Linked DNA regions of Homo sapiens: region 1 is linked to region 2. Evidence: chromatin loops called from intact Hi-C (ENCODE). Cell type or tissue: thyroid gland. All regions are shown on one strand. Links, peaks and the distances in the headings refer to the core of each region. The heading gives the core; the rest is flanking DNA. Region 1 overlaps SGK1 (serum/glucocorticoid regulated kinase 1). Region 2 overlaps SGK1 (serum/glucocorticoid regulated kinase 1).

Region 1 (9,708 bases), core at 38-8,037, 86 kb before region 2:
CCCCTCTGAAATGCAAGCATCCTCTTTCGATGGTCAACATTAAATTTCTTTCTGTCCCAACCACATAATGCCAGGCAAATAGTTGTTGAACCTTTGTGAAAGCTTTTAAATGCTGCAGAGTATATGCAAATGAAGTAAGCACAGAGAAATGTCTATTGGATTTGACAATGAGGTTTATTGGCATCTTTGTGCAAGCTTCATTTTATGAAATGAGACTTTTGTTATTATGTTCTTCGCTTTAGTCCTTGCAAATATTAAGCAATCCATAAATACCATTTAATGAACAAATTGCCATTTAATGAGCAAATGGGTTGAGGAGAAAATGTGAGATGAGGAAATGGAGATTATTTTTTCATGAAGCTCGGCTAAGAGAGAAGAGTTGGGTGGTGGTGAAAGGTGGCTGCGGGAAAAAGGAAGAGTTTGTGGGTGTAAAGAGGATGTTTTGCTTGCAGTCTGTTCGCTAGCTTTTAGAGATATTGCAAGAACAAGGTGTTTAATATGCTGAGAGACAGTAGCCTAGAGAGAGAGAGACAGTTAAAAAAACAACAACAACACTGGAATGAGGCCAGGCGCAGTGGCTCACGCCTGTAATCCCAGCACTCTGGGAGGCCAAGGTGGGCAGATAACCTGAGGTCAGAAGTTTGAGACCAGCCTGGTCAACATGGTGAAACCCCATCTCTACTAAAAATACAAAAAAAAAAAAAAAAAATTAGCTGGTCATGGTGGTGCACACTTGTGATCCCAGTTACTCAGGAGACTGAGGCAGGAGAATTCCTTGAACCCAGGAACGGGAGGTTGCGGTGAGCTGAGATCATACTACTGCACTCCAGCCTGGGCAACAGAGCAAGAGTCCGTCTCAAGAAAAAAAAAAAAAAGGCTGGGCACGGTGGCTCATGCCTGTAATCCCAGCACTTTGGGAGGTCGAGGCAGGCAGATTGCCTGAGGTCAGGAGTTCGAGACCAGCCTGGTCAACATGGTGAAACCCTGTCTCTACTAAAAATACAAAACTCAGCTGGGTGTGGTGGTGTGTGCCTGTAGTCCTAGTTACTCGGGAGGCTGAGGCAGGAGAATTGCTTGAACCTGGGAGGTGGAGGTTGCAGTGAGCCAAGATCGCATCACTGCACTCCAGCCTAGGCAACAGAGCAAGACTCCATCTCAAAAAAACAAACAAACAGAAAAACACTGGAATGAGAACTTACATGAATACAAAGAAGGAAACAACAGATACTGGGGTCTACTGGAGGGTGAAGAGTGGGAGGAGGGAGAAGAGCACAAAAGATAACTATTGGGTACTAGGCTTAATTCCTGGGTGATGAAATAATCTGTACAACAAATCCCGGTGTCATGAGCTTACCTGTGTAACAAACCTTCACATGTACCCTTGAACCTAAAATAAACAAACAAAAAAAACACTGGAAAAGGGGATTTCTTGGAGGAAAGAGGGGAGGAAGTTGTTTCCAAAGCTCAGTGGATTTTGACGGACAGGATAGCCAGGTTCTTCTCCACTGATTACACCAGCATTTCTATTTTCCCTGAGCCTTAATTTCCAAAAGCAAATAACATACACTGTCCCGTAGAGATAGTACCTAAAATAATTTTCCTACTTTCTCTTTTTAAAACAATTTTTTATATCTAAAAAAAGTACATATCGAGGAAAGACAAATTCAAACGAAAAGAATGAGTCCCACAATTTTTTTTTTTTTTTGAGACAGTTTCACTCTGCAGACTGGAGTCTAGTGGTGCAATCTCGGCTCACTGCAACCTCCGCCACCTAGGTTCAAGTGATTCTCCTGCCTCAGTCTCCCAAGTAGCTGGAATTACAGGCATGTGCCCCCGCGCCCGACTAATTTTTGTATTTTTAGTAGAGATGGAGTTTCACTATATGTTGGCCAGACTGGTCTCAAACTCCTGACCTTAGGTGATCTGCCTGCCTCGGCCTCCCAAAGCACTGGGACGACAGGCATGAGCCACCGCACCTGGCAGAGTCCCACAATTTAAAGAAATGAGAAAAACTTCACCTGTATTTCCAAAGAAAAACGTACGTTGATGAATTCCTGCACTTTATCTATTTAACACTTGGCAGTGTAGGGTGGGGTGGGGTGGGACAGGGTGGGGTGGATTCCTCAATGGGGAGGATGAGGAGGGAGACTTTATACTTACTGAGCTAGAAGAACAGGCAAGCACTGTCCTCTGAAGAGACGGAGCTGGGGTGCTGCCTGCTGTGAGCAGCAACATTAAATAGGGTACATGGACGCATTGCGTCTCCGTTTTCCCACTTCCCCAGAGTCCTCCCCACCACTCCATCCTCCGGACTAGGCCTGGAGACACAGGTTGGCCCCTGAGAATCTAGAAGAGGATGCAACTAGGTCAAGGTGAGAGGAAAGGACTGGGAGATCCCAAGGACAACAGCATAGAAGGTCAGGGAATTCTAAAAGTCACTCCATCTTCTCAGGGTGCCTGCTCCAGGATAGGTCTTGCGTGTTAAAGAGAAATATTTAAATAGAAAATCTGTATTACCTTGATGGAGGATGTTAGCAAAACTTGTTGAGATCTATAAGTAAATATTAAAAGCAATCAAGAGATTCCTATTTTTATTACCTAGTTTGTTTGTAAGCCCATACACTAGCCTCTGGAATTTTTTTTTTTCCTAAGGCCTAAGAAGCTATTCTCATGCTTATGATCCAGTTGGAAAGGTGACATAGGCTTAATATCAAGACCAGTTAGCATAAAAGTCCTGTTGTTTTATACAAGCAATAAACACTACAAACACTAGAGAAAAGACAGTAATAGGCCTGGTGCGGTGGCTCACGCCTGTAATCCCAACAGGCTTGGGATTGGGAGGCCAAGGTGGATGGATCACCTGAGGTCAGGAGTTCGAGATCAGCCTGACGAACATGGAGAAACCCTGTCTCTACTAAAAATACAAAACTAGCTGGATGTGGTGACACACGTCTGTAATCCCAGCTACTCGGGAGGCTGAAGCAGGAGAATTGCTTGAACCCGGGAGGCGGAGGTTGCAGTGAGCTGAGATCGCGCCATTGCGCTCCAGCCTGGTCAACAAAAGTACAACTCCGTCTCAAAAAAAAAAAAGAGAGAGAGAAAAGACAGATACATGATGATGACATATAGCTGGGGTGAAGATATCTGATTAATATTACTGAATATTACAGCACTGTTATATTTTAGGAGACATGCTATGAAGCAGCTTCAGGCTCCAGTATCAGTGTGAGATGAATTTGCTTCCAGGAGCCTTCTCCTAAATTACACTCATGCCGTAACTAACCTGCTAGCATGCACCCTCTGGGAGAGGCATAGGCATGCAGGTCTCTTACTTTCTCTCTCTCTTTTTTTTTTTTTTTGAGACAGAGTCTCACTCTTTCATCCAGGCTGGAGTGCAGTGGCACGATCTTGGCTCACTGCCACCTCCGGCTCCTGGGTTCAAGGGATTCTCCTGCCTCAGCCTCCCTAGTAGCTGGGATTACAGGTGGACGCCACCATGGTGGCTAATTTTTGTGTTTTCAGTAGAAACGGGGTTTCACCATGTTGGCCAGCCTGGTCTTTAACACCTGGCCTCAAATGATCCACCTGCCTCGGCCTCCACCTCACCTGGCCTCCCTTTTTATAATCTATTGACCTATCCAAGTAATTTCACTAGAAAACTGGGCTGACTCTCTCGAAATTGAAAGTTATTGAGGCGTCAAGTAAGCAAAGTCAGTTCTCTATAATTAAAAAAAAAAAATGCCTGTTTGGAAATTACAGAAGGCAACTTCAAGCTCTCTTGGCTTTTTAAGAGAGTCAGCTCTTCCCCCTAAAAGGACGGGGGCCAATGAGAGTAGGTGTTGCCACCTGAGTTCACACCTAAGTACCTAAACTCTCTATAATTTTCCTGTATCGGTTGATATCATTATCAGCTAAACTATTTTAAATTAATAGTAATATCTGTTTGCTCTTAGATAATAGGAAAAAACCACAAGTGGAAAATCCCTAGAAGCCAGCCAATCTCTTTAATCACATCTGGCAATTTTCTAGACTGAGGGATTGCTTTTGGATGGCTTTTTTTTTTTTTTTTTCCAAGTAAAGACATTAATAAAACCAAGGTGGACTGGATTTAGCAAAGAATTTGGTTGAATATTTTGTTTACCCACTGTTCACTCAGTTTCTGTCTAGTTAAATGAAGGGCCTTACTGGTTCACCCCGGTATCTGTAGAGGTAGTTGCTTCTAAAAGTCTGGTGTGGTTTGGAGAACAGTCTCCTATAAACCCCAAGTGAGGGAATTTTTTTTTTTTTTTTTTTTGAGACAGAGTCTCGCTCTGTCGCCCAGGCTGGAGTGCAGTGGCGCGATCTCAGCTCACTGCAAGCTCCGCCTCCCGGGTTCACGCCATTCTCCTGCCTCAGCCTCCCGAGTAGCTGGGACTACAGGCACCCTCCACTACGCCCGGCAATTTTTTTTGTATTTTTAGTAGAGACGGGGTTTCACCGTGTTAGCCAGGATGGTCTCGATCTACTGACCTCGTGATCCGCCCGCCTCCTCCCAAAGTACTGGGATTACAGGCATGAGCCACAGCGCCCGGCCTGGGAATTCTTGATTTATTCAGGATAAAGAGGATGTCTCACCCCGTCTATGTTTGTTTACAATGCGCTTCACAAACAGTTGTGTAGCTCTGAATAAAACTAGGGCCCAGGTGGCCCAGGAGGCCCAGGAGCCCAGGCTGCCGCTGGCATCCGGGCATTCGTGTTTCTCGCACACACAGCTGCTGCAGCTCTCCTCCAGCCATTGTTATGAAGGGCTCCCAAAGCCACTCACAGTCAGCTACTCCCTCCAGTAAAGCAATCCGCAGCCTGAGGAAACACAATGGGCCAGTTGTAGCTTGAATTCCCCGAGGGGCCGTGGGAGGATTTCTCTACTCAGCAGTTTTGAAGGGCACCTTGCCTAACTCCTGTGCATTCACTGGGTCGGTCCAGCCACTCTCTCAAGAGCAAGCAAACATCGTAAACTCTGTCCTTAATTGGGCCTGTAAAAATCACTTGTGAGGCTTCAAAGCTGGTGAAAAGTGTCAAGGAGTCATAAAGAAGGGACACGTTGAAGCCAGTATAAGGACTAAGCCAATGGAGACAAAACCTTTTTAAGACAAAGCATGCAGTAAAATTCAGCAACAGTCCGGTTAGAAATGTGTTGCTGGATTCATTTTTGTAAGTAACACTTTTTCTCTGATGCTTCTGGAGAAAGGGAGTATTTCTCCATATCCCTTGCTACATTCTGTGTGGACAGAGAGGGAGTATCCGATAGTATCCTGGCTCATACTGTTTAAAATTGAGCCCTCCACCCGCAATGATCCTGATCATTCATATGCTTTATTTTCCTTCTTACTTATAGTTTACTTATTTTATTAAATAAATAGTATGTCCCTTTAATAATTTTATTCTGGCCAGGTGTAATGGCTCATGTCTGTAATCCCAGAGCTTTGGGATGCCAAGGCAGGAGGATCACTTGAGACCAGGAGTTCAAGACCAGCCTGGGCAACATAATGAGACACCGTCTCTCCAAAAAATAAATAGCCGAACGTGGTGGCGCGCATCTGTAGTCCCAGGTAACTGGGAGGCTGAGGCGAGAGGATAGCTTGAGCCTAGGAGCTCTTGGTTGAAGTGAGCTATGATCGTGCCACAGCCCTCCAACAAAGGGAATAGAGTGAGACTGTATCTCTGTAAAAAAAACCAACCAAACAAACAGAAAAGTCACTATGAACATATTCAGACTGTAACATATTAAAAAAAAGAAAAAGAAAATATAAAAATAAAAAACAAAAAGAAATAAAAATAACATGAAAAAAGAATATTTAAAAAAAATTTTATTTTGTTGGCCATAACTCAAGCTCTAGAGTGCGGGTGTTCAGGGAGTCAGGGGAGATATACATTTCAAGATACAAAGATTCTTAGTCCAGGCATACAACTTACAAATATATTTGAATAGATTTATCATCTGTTTAAATCCTGTTCACAGTAACCCTAAAGTTAAATCTACTTGGCAAAAGAGACATTGAAAGTAAGCCAGAGTAAAAAGATTGATTTTAAACTACAACGTTGGAGACAAAGCAAGAACAGTTACCAGACTTCAAGCCCAAAACTATCTGAATAAGAATAATAAAAAACATTATCCATCTCTAATGAAATTGAACACTTTTTAGACTGATCAAAAACACATTTAGTACTAACATTAAGAAGATACATTCTATTGGAGTCTCAAACTTTTAAAGTTTCATTTAGACTTCCATTAATGAATCAGCGAAACATTCTTAATATACCTACTAACATGCTTAAGGGGCCCTATAGTGACAGAAATATTTAAGGAAACCCAAAATTTTAACTTTAGGATAGTAAACTCAAAAAGATATTTTATTTTTTTTGAGACAGAGTCTCCTTCTTTCACCCAGGCTGGAATGCAGTGCCATGATCTCAGGCTCACTGCAACCTCTGCCTCCGAGGTTCAAGCCGTTCTTCTGCTTCAGCCTCTGGAGCAGCTGGGGTTACGGGTGTGCACCACCACGCCCAGCTAATTTTTGTATTTTTAGGAGAGTCAGGGTTTCACCATGTTGGTCAGGCTGGTCTTGAACTCCTGAGATCAGGTGATCCACACGCCTCAGCCTCCCAAACCCAAAGTGCTGGGATTACAGGTGTGAGCCACCACAACCGGCCTCACAAAGATATTTTAAATGGCTATTGAAAAGAGTACATATAGGCCAGGTGCAGTTGCTCACGCCTGTATTACCAGCCCTTTGGGAGGCTGAGGTGGGTGGATCACCCGAGATCAGGAGTTCAAGACCGGCCTGGCCAACATAGCAAAACCCCGTCTCTACTAAAAATACAAAAATTAGCTGGGCGTGGGGGCACGGTGCCTGTAATTCCAGCCACTCAGGAGGCTGAGGGAGGAGAATCACTTGAACCAGGGAGGAGGAGGCTGCAGTGAGCTGAGATCGCGCCACTGCACTCCAGCCTGGGTGACAATCAGAGACTCCATCTTAATAAATATAAATAAATGAATAAAGAAATAAATAAATAAAGCAATTAAAAGACACTTGTGGCTGGATGTGGTAGCTCACGCCTGTAATCCCAGCATTTTGGGAGGCTGAGCTGGGAGGGGAACACTTGAGCCCAGGAGTTCTAACCAGCTTGGCTTGACCAACATGGTGAGACTCTATTTTTTAAAGAAATGTATATATATATATACATTTATGATTCTGATAAAATATTATTCTTTTAAAAGTTAAAGTACGAAGAGTTGTAAAAACAGATAAAACACCCATGATACTAACAATAAACACAGCAGTTTCTATTTTGCCTCTTAACTCTCCTACTTTATGTCTATAGTGTTTCTGTGTATATATATATGTATATATATATATGTATATATATAAAATATATATGTATATGTATATATGTATATGTATAAATATATATGTATATATATAAAATATATATGTGTATATAAAATATATATGTATATATAAAATATATATGTGTATATATATATTTTTTTTGTTTGTTTGTTTGTTTGTTTTTTGAGACAGAGTTTTCACTCTTGTTGCCCAGGCTGGAGTGCAATGGCATGATCTTGGTTCACCACAACCTCCACCTCCAGGGGTCAAGCGATTCTCCTGCCTCAGCCTCCTGAGTAGCTGGGATTACAGGTGCCCAACACTACACCCAGCTAATTTTTGTGTTTTTTGTAGAGATGGGGTTTTGTCATGTTGACCAGGCTGGTCTTGAACTCCTGGGCTCAGGTGATCTGCCTGCCTCGACCTCCCAAAGTGCTGGGATTACAGGCGTGAGCCACTGCACCCGGCCTATAGTTAGTACATATGTTTTTACATTTGTGATTATAGCAATTAAACAGTTTTGTATTTGGCTTTTCTCATATAATTATGTTCTAAATATTTTTCATATTTTCACAGTCTTCATAATACTTAATTTTAGTGATAGCAAAATATTCTATCAAGTAATATAATAAATTGCTTAAACATTATTGCTATTGCAATTTTAGTTTATCCTCAGTGTTTTTTAAAAAGTTAATTGCAGGCTGGGCATGGTGGCTCACACTTGTAATCCCAACACTTTGGGAAGCCAAAGTGGGAGGATCGCCTAAGGCCAGGAGTTTAAGACCAGTCTGGGCAATATAGCAAGACCCTGTCTCTACAAAACAATTTAAAAATAATTAGCCAGTCATGGTGGTGCACGCCTGTAGTCCCAGCTACTTGGGAGGGCTGAGGTGGGAGGATCGCTTGAGCCTAGGAGGTTAAGGCTGCAGTGAGCTGTCATCGTGCCAATGCACTCCAATCTGGGGAACAAAACAAGACCCTTTAACAACAACAACAACAAAAATAATAATAATAATAATTGTAGCATCACTAACTAAAATTCAGTACTGTGATTTTACTTCTTTGTCCTTTTGCTATAGGCTAATTTCACTAATTGGTTGAATATAAAAGAATCCTCAGGAGTTTTGAAGAGCATGAAAGTGAAATAGTAAATCAAAATAAATTTCAAGCACCAGTGACCATAAGTCTTAACAACACTTCAGTGCTTCTTAGAAAATTGCATGCTCATGGCCAGGCGCAGTGGCTCAAGCCTGTAATACCAGCACTATGGGAGGCCAAGGTGGGCGGATCATGAGGTCAGGAGATCGAGACCATCCTGGCTAACACGATGAAACCCGGTCTCTACTAAAAATACAAAAAATTAGCCAGGCATGGTGGCAGGTGCCTGTAGTCCCAGCTACTCGGGAGGCTGAGGCAGGAGAATGGCGTGAACCCAGGAGGCAGAGCTTGCAGTGAGCTGAGATCGCGCCACTGTACTCCAGCCAGGGGCAACAGAGCGAGACTCTGTCTCAAAAAAAAAAAAAAAGAAAGAAAAGAAAATTGCATGTTTATAAACTCTGGATTCAAGGTGCCTGGATCCCGCCTTTACTCCATAACAACACTGTGCCCTGGGGAAATTTGCTTCACATCTCTATGCGTTTGTTTTTCCATCTGTATAATGGGATTGAAAATAGTACCTTTCTTATAAAACTTTTCTGAGGACTAATTAATTAATTTTTTATTCTTCATTTACTTATTTATTTTCTTTTGTAGAGATGGGGTTTTGCTATGTTGGCTAGGCTGGTCCCAAAATCCTGGCCTCAAGTGACCTGCCTGCCTTAGCCTCCCAAAGTTTAAAGTGCTGGGATTACAGGTGTGAGCCACCTCACCCTGCCTGTTCTGAGGATTAAAAACTATACACATCAAACACTTTAAAAAGTGCCTTGATTTTTGAAATGCTGTATAAATACCATGCCTGTTAATATTAGAATAGCTTTATACTTCTTTCTGTATCTTATAGGGATTTTACAAGCAAGCAAGACAAGTGGTGAGTTTTAGAACTTTAAAAACAAACTTGAGCTAATTTCTTAGCCAGAAGCAATTTCTTTTATAATCAAAGTTGTGCAGTAGTATATATGGGCCGGATTCAGTGGCTCATGCCTGTAATCCCAACACTTTGGGAGGCGGGAGGATCACTTGAGCCCAGGAGTTTGATACCAGCCTGCGCAACTTAGTGAGACCTCATCTCTACAAAAAAAAAAAAAAATTAGTAGTGTGATGGTGCGAGCCTGTGGTCTCAGCTACTCCAGAGGCTGAGGTGAGAGGATTGCTTGAGCCCAGCAGTTCAAGACTGCAGTGA
Region 2 (9,708 bases), core at 1,214-9,213:
TCCATCATGGAAGAAGCAGTGTTTTGTCCTTACTGCAGTAGACACTTATTCTGAATATGGATTTGCCTTCCTTGAACACAATGCTTCTGCCACAACTACCATCCATGGACTCCCAGAATGCCCTATCCCCTGTCATGGTATTCCACACAGACACAGCACTGCTTCTGATCAAGGAATACATTTTATAGCCAAAGAGAGGCAGCAATGGGCCCATGCTCCTGGAATTCACTGGTCTTAACCATGTTTCCCATCATCCTGGAGCAGCTGGGTTAATAGAATGAATGGTGTAATGGCCTTTTGAAGTTACGGTGATGATTTTTTTGCATGGCTGGTGCAAGGTTCTCCAGAAAGTTGTATATGCTCTGAATCAACATCCAGTATATGGTGCTGCTTCTCCCATAGCCAGGATCCACAGGTCCAGAAATGGAAGGGGTGGAAGGGGTGGAAATGGGAGTGGCACCACTCACTATTCCCCCTAGTGACCCATTGGAAACATTTTTGCTTTCTGTTCCCACGACTTTATGATCTGCAGGCCTGGAGGTCTTAGTTCCAGAGGGAGGAGTGCTTCCGGAGACACAACAATGATTCCATTGAACTGGAAGTTAAGACTACCACCCAGCCACTTTGGGATCCTCATGCCTCTGAATCAAAAAGCTAAGAAGGGAGTTATGATGTTGGCTGGAGTAACTGATTCAAAATACTAGGGAGAAATTGGACTACTATTCCACAATGGAGATAAAGAAGTGTATGTCTGCCAGGAACGGTGGCTCACACCTGAAATCCCAGAACTTTGGGAGGCCGAGGCGAGCAGATCATTTGAGGTTAGGAGTTCGAGACCAGCTTGACCTACATACTGAAACCCCGTCTGTACTAAAATACAAAAATTAGCCGGGCATAGTGGTGGGTGCCTGTAATCCCAGCTACTCGGGAGGCTGAGGCAGGAGAATTGCTTGAACCCAGGAGGCAGAGGTTGCAGCAAGCCGAGATCACACCCATGCACTCCAGCCTGGGCGACACAGTGAGACTGCGTCTCAAAAAAAAAACCAAAAAAAAAACCCAGAAGTGTATGTCTGAAATACAGGAGATCCCTTAGGATGTCTCTTAGTATTACCATGTCCTGTGATTAAGGTCAATGAGAAATTACAACAACTCAATCTGAGTAAGTCTGTGAATGGCCCAGACTCTTCAGAAATGTAGGTTTGGGTCACCTGCCACATAAAGAACCACAATCAACTGAGGTTCTTGTTGAAGGTAAAGGAAATATAGAATGGGTGGTAAAGGAAGGTAGTTATAAATACCAGCTATGATCACGTGACCAGTTACAGAACCAAGCACTGCAACTGTGATGAGTATTTCCTCCCTGTTTTGTTAAGAATATGTTGTGCGTCTATGTACATATATTAATATCTTTGTTTTCATTCTTCTCTTATGTCTTTATCATGTAACACATTTATTGACTTTATATCAGTATTTACAAGATTTATTGACTTTATGTCAGTATTTAAGTATTGTTAATTTTATATCATAGTATTTAAGTTATGGGATATCAGCAGAAGAGTAAACATCACCCAAGGACTTTACCTTCTCTTCTGGGGAAGGGACTGGTATGTTTTCTGTTGTACACAGAACAGGTGCATTATATTAGGTAGAATTATCACTTTGCTATTGTCTTTATTTGGAGATTAAGTGTGATACAAAGAGATGTGTAATGGCTGCCAAGTTGAAAGGTGAGAACGTGTGATGGTTAATTTTAAGTGTCAACTTGACTGGATTAAGGAATACGTAGAGAACTGGCAAAGCATTATTTTGGGGTGTGGCCTTAAGGGTGCCTCCAAAGGAGACTGATGTGTGAGTCTGGGTGGACTAAGTAGAAAAGACCCGCCCCCACTAATGCGGGGACAGGGGGGTGTGGGGGGTAGTGTCCAATCGCTTGGGAGCCTAGATAGAACCGTGGGTAGGTCACTCACTCTCCTGGAACTGGGATACATGCTTCTTCTCCGGCCTTCGGACATCAGGTTCTCCAGCCTTTGGCCTTTGGACGCTAGGACTTACACCAGCAGCCCCCGGATTCTCAGTTCTTCAGATTTGGACTGAGCCATGCTAGTGGCATCCCAGGGTCTCCAGCTTGCAGACAGCCTGCCATGGGATTTCTCAGCTTTCATAATTGTATGAGCCAATTCCCCTAATAAATCTCCTCTCTTCTCTTTCTCTTTCTCCATCTCTTTCTCTGTCTCCCTCTAGATATATCCTATTGGTTTTGTCTCTCCAGAAAACTAATACACACACACACACACACACACACACACACACACTCATAGAGATATGAAAGTGTAGTTTCATATCTTAACTTGGCACTAAGCATTTGTACCACTTGCATATGTGCTGTGGCTTTTGTCATTTCTGACAACCTGATGGCCATTCTGCTATGGCTTTAAAACTACTTTGTCCAGGCTGGGACTGCACAATAGGGGCCCTTTTATCAAGTCCTTATCATTGTGTAGAGAAGGCTATTTTGGGAGGATATAAAGGGATATAAAGTAGAAGGGGGTTGTGCTAAATGTTCATTCAGGCTTTCTGGCAATACAAAAATTATGGAGAACTTCATGGCTGCAAGACAGAAAGAAAACAGTCTATGAGGTGACTGTGTCATCCCCTGGCAGGAAGAAAAGTTCTAAAGTTCTTGAGGAAAGTTGGTTGGATGACAAGAGTAAAACAGGTTACAATGGCATACTTTTCTATAAGCCAAATTCATATGATATCGTCCATAGAGGGGGTTTAATGCAAACCATTATGAAAGCATTTTATTTCTCAAGCACTTCCTGTGGGCTAGGCCCTCTCCTGGGCACCAGGGATGATGTGGCAAATAATATAGATAATTATTCCGGCCAGGGTCGGTGGCTTATGCCTATAATCCCAGCACTTTGGGAGGCTTAGGTGTGCGGATCACTGGAGCCCAGGAGTTCGAGACCAGCCTGGCTAACACCGCAAGACCTCATCTCTACAAATAATATAAAATATAAGCCAGGCATGGTGGCACACACCTGTGGTCCCAACTACTAGAGAGGCTGAGGTGGGAAGATTGCTTGAGCCCGGGAGGCAGAGGTTGTGGTGAGCCGTGATTACAGCCCTGCACTCCAGACTGCGGGACAGAACAAGACCCTGTCTTAAACAAACAAACATGATATCCCTATCTCATAGAGACTACTTTCTAGTTGGGTAAATCAACAATAAACCCAGAAAAAGTCACATAATAAAACTAATATGCAGATAATTGAAATAGAGTGAATGACAAAGAAAGGTCAGCTGCTGGCTACTTTTGGTCCACTGCGTCACTGTGATTTTTTTTTTTTTTTTTTTTTTTTTGAGATGGAGTCTCACTCTGTCACCCAGGCTGGAGTGCAGTGATGTGATCTCGGCTCACTGCGGCCTCTGCCTCCTGCGTTCAAGCAACTCTCCTGCCTCAGCCTCCCAAGTAGCTGGGACTACAGGCGCGCACCACCACGCCCAGCTAATTTTTGTATATATTTTTTTTAAGTAGGGACGGGGTTTCACCATGTTGGCCAGAATGGTCTTGATCTCCTGACCTCGTGATCTGCCCGCCTCAGCCTCCCAAAGTTCTGATATTACAGGCGTGAGCTACTGCTCCCGGCCTGTAAGTGATATTTACTGGGAGATCCGAATGACAAGAAGGAGCCAGCCATGTGAGCCTGAGGAGGAAAGCATTCCAGGTGAAGGGCACAGCAAAGACAAAGTCCCTCGGGCAGACACTAGCTTGGCCTGCAAAGGGAACAGAGAGCACCACAGTGGTACAAACCTGGAGGGAGGGAGAAGGTAGGAGGAGAGGTCAGAGGGGCAGGCAGCGACCTGATTAGAGAATGTTAGGCAGGTGAGAGACACAAATTGTGCTGCCTGGCCTTCAGGGAACTCAAGGTCCAGAGAAACACCTGAGATTTAAATAACTAAGCACACAAATTCCTGACCGAAGGATCCAATGCCGGGGGTGGGGGGTGGGGGTGGGGTGGGGACAGGTTCTTCTAAAGGATCAGCTGGGTGTGGGACATTATTATAGGAAACCATGCCAGGAGAGTAGTTCTGGGCCTCCAGAAGTTCCTTCTGGGTTTATTTTTTTTCCCAGACATCATAGAACTGTACAAAATCAGAGCTGCAGAAGACTTTCCAGCACATTCCTCACTTGAAAAACTAGATAATCTAAATGATCAAACGTGCCCAAGGCTGTACTTTAATGACATTAAGGCATAGCGGGGCCTGAGGAAAATCAGAAATGTCTATAAGCTCACCTTTGCTTTTGGGAACGTGCAGTTCCATTTTACAAAATATAGACCACACCCTCCCTGAGTACAGCAACGCTGCCCATCATGACATCCTTGTTAGATTCAGGGCTTAAGACAGTGCCTGTCAAGAACCCATTCACATTAATGGGTACAAAGTACAGCTAGATAGATGGAATAAGTTCTAGCATTCGATATGGCAGTAGGGAAATCAGAGTTAACAATAAGTTATTGTATATTGCCAAACAGTTAAAAGGGAAGAATTAGCATGTTCTCAACACAAAGAAAAAATAAATGTTTGAGATGACGGATATCCCAATTATCCTAATTTCATCATTACACATTGTATACATGTTTCAAAATACCATGTTACCCCAAAATATGTTCATCAACTTATATCAATACAATAAATCAGTAAATGAAAGAGGTGCACCACAGAGATCTGAATGATTAAAACTAACAGAGGCTAGGTTCAGCTGGATCTTGTTCCTCTTCTCATTCCTGCAGGATAAGCTTATTGACCTAGAAAAAGCACGATAAGTATGACTGGCCTCTGATCTTCTTTCAATGACTCCACCCTCTCAATAGGTCTATATTTGCCTTCTGTTGTTTCCTCGAGCAAGTAAAAACTTTCTTGAGTTAGTTTTGGTTTGCTCTCCACTTTTTTCACACTAAACTTCAGTCTTTGCTGCAAACACTTGGTAAACAAGTCTTTATTCAGTAATCATGGCATTTCGTTTCTTGATACAGCACATTCAGGAGCACTGTCTGTGAGGGAGACTGAATGGAGGAGGGGGAGGTTGGATTATCATTCAGGCCTTTCACGGAATTCCTGTCACATAGGCCTCGCCTTGGCCCAGCAGATTAAGTGGCCCATGCTGTGCAAGTGCCTTACTCACAGCCCATAATTACTTGATGTATTGTTTTGATTTGTTGGAACCCTTTGCACTGTGCGACAGTGTTGTTTGTACTTGTGATGTGCGTAGGGTGGGGCTGGCAAATATACACAGATCATATTTTCTACTTAAAACTCCAACATGAGAGAGGCGCTTACTAAATTCTTTATTTCCTTTTTTTTTTTTTTAGACGGAGTCTCGCTGTGTTGCCCGGGCTGGAGTGCAGTGGCATAATCCCAGCTCACTGCAACCTCTGCCTTCCAGGTTCAAGTGATTTCTGGCTAATTTTTGTATTTTTAGTAGAGACGGGGTTTCACCATGTTGGCCTGCTGGTTTCGAACTCCTGACCTCAAGTGACCCACCCACCTTGGCCTCCCAAAGTGCTAGGATTACAGGCATAAACCATCACACCTGGCCTATTTCCATTATTTTTCACAACTTATATGAGGCAGGTATAACTCTCCCCGCTATACAGCTGACAAGATTAAGGGTTAGAGAATACCTTGTCTAAAATCTCACAGGTATGGCTAGGCACAGTGGCTCACACTTGTAATCCCAGCACTTTGGGAGGCTGAGGAGGACAGATCACTTGAGCTCAGGAGTTTGAGATCAGCCTGACCAACATGGTAAAACCCTGTCTCTACTAAAAATACAAAAATTAGTCGGGCGTGGTGGCAGGTGCCTGTAATCCCAGCTACTTGAGAGTCTGAGGCATGAGAATCACTTGAACCTGGGAGGCGGAGGTTGCAGTAAGCCAAGATTGCGCCACTGCACTTCAGCCTGGGTGATGAAGTGAGACTCCATATCAAAACAAAACAAAACAAAAAAAACTCACAGGTAGCAAGCCTCAGTTGTCGCCAACTAGACTGACATCCCCATAACTGGTTTTTCCATTGCTGGTTACTATTACATGTATCTTTTGTTGTTACAACTGGCACACAGAGTTTACAGGAAACAGTCCTTAAGTCCTTAGGGGTGGCCCGAGCTTCTGTTGCCTCCTTCTAGATTGATTATAGGCTCAGAAATGGGAGAGACTTGGGCCGGGCATGGTGGCTTATGCCTGTAATCCCAGCACTTTGGGAGGCTGAGGCAGGTGGATCACTTGAGGTCAGGAATCCGAGACCAGTCTGATCAACATGGTGAATCCCCATCTCTACTAAAAGTACTCAAATTAACTGGGAGTAGTGGCACGTGCCTGTAATCCCAGCTACTCAGGAGGCTGAGGCGGGAGAATTGCTTGAACCAGGGAAGCAGAGGGTGCAGTGAGCTGAGATCACGCCACTGCACTCCAGTCTGGGCGACAGAGTAAGACTCCTCCGTCTCAAAAAAAGAAAAAGAAAGAAAGAAAACAAACGGGAGAGACTTGGAGAGAGATTTATACTGAGCAAATCAAAGCTTTCAGGTTTCACTTTAGTTTGACAAAAGATGTCCACCAGAAATCCAGACTCCTTATTTACTATTGGCCCTTTGTAAATAAAGTGGGGGTGAAAGAGAGCCCTTTATATTGCCTTCGTGTCAGTTACACCTTTAATATGTGTGTCTTAGGAAGGATTCTGGCTGCTGGACTTGTGGGGGAAGTAGATGCCCACGTAGTTTTACCTTGGAGAGAATGGAGAGGAGGCCGACCAGGCCAGATATTGCGGGAGGCCTCTCACCCCAAAGCTCTCAGACCTGTTTCTTGTTTGAATGCTTGACATTTTATCATTGCAAATTAAATTTTTTGAGTTGACAAGTGGCCTTTTAAAATGCAAATGCCTAACAGTAAAGGCATGCCAAAAATATAAGGCCAGAGTCCTTTTTTTTTTTTTTTTGAGATAGGATCTCACTTTGTTGCCCCGGCGAGAGTGCAGTGGCAAGATCTTGGCTCACTGAAACCTCCAACACCCTGGGCTCAAGCGATTCTCCCACCTTAGCCTCCCATGTAGCTGGGACTACAGGCGTGCCACCATGTATGGATAATTTTTGTATTTTTTGTAGAGACAGGGTCTCACTATGTTGCCCAGGCTGGTCTCAAACTCCTGAGCTCAAGTGATCCTCCTGCTTCAACCTCCCAAAGTGCTGGGATTAGAGGTGTGAGCCCCTGCACCTGGCCACCACAGTCCTCTTGAGTTTACCAATAGTATTAAATATTGACTTACAAATTTTTCCAATTTACTCTTCTGTCCAGACCAATGTATCATTTTTCATAATCTTATGTAAAGTTCTGTGGACACCATTTTCCAGGTCAATCCTGAGAACCAAAAATAAAGTTGTCACATACATACAATTCCTTACCTATCATATTGCATTCTAGCTGATGTTTTGTTTTTTTAATCATTGATTGGATTATACTAAATCAGACATTGACAACATTGCCAAGATGGAGATGGGTAAGTTTTCAGCCTGAGAAAGATCTGTTTGTTTCTTGCTATGTAGATTCTCATTCCTCAGGTGAGGCGCAGTGGCTTATACTTATAATCCCAGCACTTTGGGAAGCTGAGGCAGGAGGATCATTTGAGCCCAGGAGTTTGAGACCAGCCTGGGCAACACAGTGAGACCATGTGTCTACAAAAGATAAAAACATTAACCAGGCATGGTGGCATGTGCCTGTGGTCCCAGCTACTCAGGAGTCCGAGGTGGGAGGATTACTTGAACCCAGGAGGTTGAGGCTGCAGTGAGCTGTGACTGTACCACTGTACTCTAGCCTGGACAACAGAGTGAAACTCTATGTCAAAAACAAAAACAAACAAACAAAAAAAGCTTCTCATTCCTCCCATGTCAAGTATTCCCACTGGCTTCTCTTTAATTTATCCCCTGAATGACATAAAAAATTTACTACCAAATCTTGTTCCTACCCTCCCGTCAATTTTCCTATGGGCTCACTTTTTAGAAGGAATGGGTGTAGAATATTATCACCTCTGTCTTGGAAAAAATATAAACCCTGCGATAAATGAAATAATTAGTTTTGTGGGTTTTAATAACTTTTAACACTATGATTAGAGATAGTGTTCTCTTAGTTATCTACTGTATCACATCTTTTTGCATGTCAAATTTGACAATTATGAATATGGAAGGTAATAATTACTATACAACCTGTGTCTATAAATAGACATTTAAATAACCACCATTGCCAGTGACTTGTCTATAATAGCTATAATGAATAAACTCATTTGTCATCATCATTTTCTGTAAAAAAAAAAAAAAAAAAAGACATGCCTTTGCTGACAACCTTCAACAAAAACTGATCCATTCAGTTTCTCTCTAGAGTAATAATTATGTTTTCTATAATTATAATAATTATGTTTTCTGGTATTTCTATGAGCTTTTTTGAGGGTGTTCCAGGGAAAGGTTTCTGTGAGCATCAAACAATGAATCAAAAAGTATGGGAACTTAAACTCTTCATAGGATTGTTCTAAAATTGATGGTACTTTGAACAATATGAAACAATTATATTGCCTTGTTATCAATGGAAGATAACATACCCGGGGAATCATGACAATTACAGCTGATACATTTAAGAAGTGTCTTAAGAGTGAATATGGTTAAGTCCTTATAAAAAATATTTTTCAAAATATTTTCTCTAATATGTTGAGAAATATCAATAATTTATAAGCCTTTTAAAATTAAATGGAAAAAGTCATATCTTTGTGAAGCTCTCAGGTTTTAGCATTTATAGTCCATCAGACTATAGAGTGACAAATAAAGAAATAAAAAAATAAAATAGAAGAGTGAAAAAATTTTTTCTGAAGCATTAAAATGCACATGCACTGGGAAACGTTTAGTTTCAGTGCAAACTTTTCATCCTGGTCAGTCATTCCTACTTGAGGGTTTTGACTGCAGTTTTCCCAGCACCGAGACATAAATGTGAGACAATTCGCTTGGAGGAGTGGGGAGGTAATTAGCCTATCTCCTATCAAGCCGTCTATATTTTCTATGACTGCACAAGGTGTTGTAGAGAAATTCCCTGGACCAATAGAACCTCAGGAGACAAGTGGGGGAAGCCGCGTATACGCGTATATGGAGCAAGTTCTCCCAGAGAACTCGATCGCCCTCTAGGTTGCATTTACAAACAGTTCGGGAGGCTACTCGGACCACTTCGCCACCAGGGAGTATGAGGAAAGGGGCCGGATTCCTCCCAGTAGGAGGACTATCTGGACCAAAGAAAGAGGCTGGCGACAGGAAGGAAGAACAGATCAAGAGTTTGAATAGCAGCTACAGGGCAACCTAATGCCTGTGCAGTGTTAACAGGCGCGCGTCACACACAGCTCCCCCGTCTCCCCCTCCCCTCAAGCACCCCTCCGCCGTGTGTCACCTTCCTGTTCGGAAGTCTTAGTAGGTTGCTGGGACAGAACAGGGGGCGCCTGCTCCACCCATCACGTATCCGGTTGGAAGAAAAGCCAGTCTCAACAACTTGATTCTCTCGGTTAAATGATAAGTTTAGCCGACCATCCGTCTCCAAGTGCTGAACATTAGGGTAGGGGAGGAAGGAGCACATCAGACGTTCCCTTTCTTTTCCAACCACAAATCATACGGTTGCATCTATT

The links. Hi-C counts contacts between places; a loop is a spot of excess contacts. Peaks named below come from ENCODE experiments on the same cell type or tissue, not always from the same donor. Only the 100,000 strongest peaks of a DNase experiment are listed, where the experiment ranks them.
Region 1: a loop joins it to region 2, with 2.7 times the contacts of the local background. A loop is called at or near these places in 10 of 110 quality-filtered maps.

The regions. Positions count from the first base shown.
Region 1 is chr6:134,263,309-134,273,016 of GRCh38, reverse strand. The region is part of intron 1 of SGK1 (serum/glucocorticoid regulated kinase 1); the gene reads left to right. Among named protein-coding and RNA genes, the nearest start is that of SGK1, 50 kb to the left of the region's middle. In thyroid gland, for the core only: no CTCF peak of the experiment used is centred there; DNase peaks (open chromatin) are centred at 3,486, 3,816 and 4,896; H3K27ac peaks cover 4,742 bases.
Region 2 is chr6:134,178,160-134,187,867 of GRCh38, reverse strand. All of the region lies in intron 3 of SGK1 (serum/glucocorticoid regulated kinase 1), which reads left to right. Among named protein-coding and RNA genes, the nearest start is that of SLC2A12, 130 kb to the right of the region's middle. In thyroid gland, for the core only: a CTCF peak has its summit at 9,213; a DNase peak (open chromatin) is centred at 5,937; H3K4me3 peaks cover 430 bases; H3K27ac peaks cover 2,145 bases.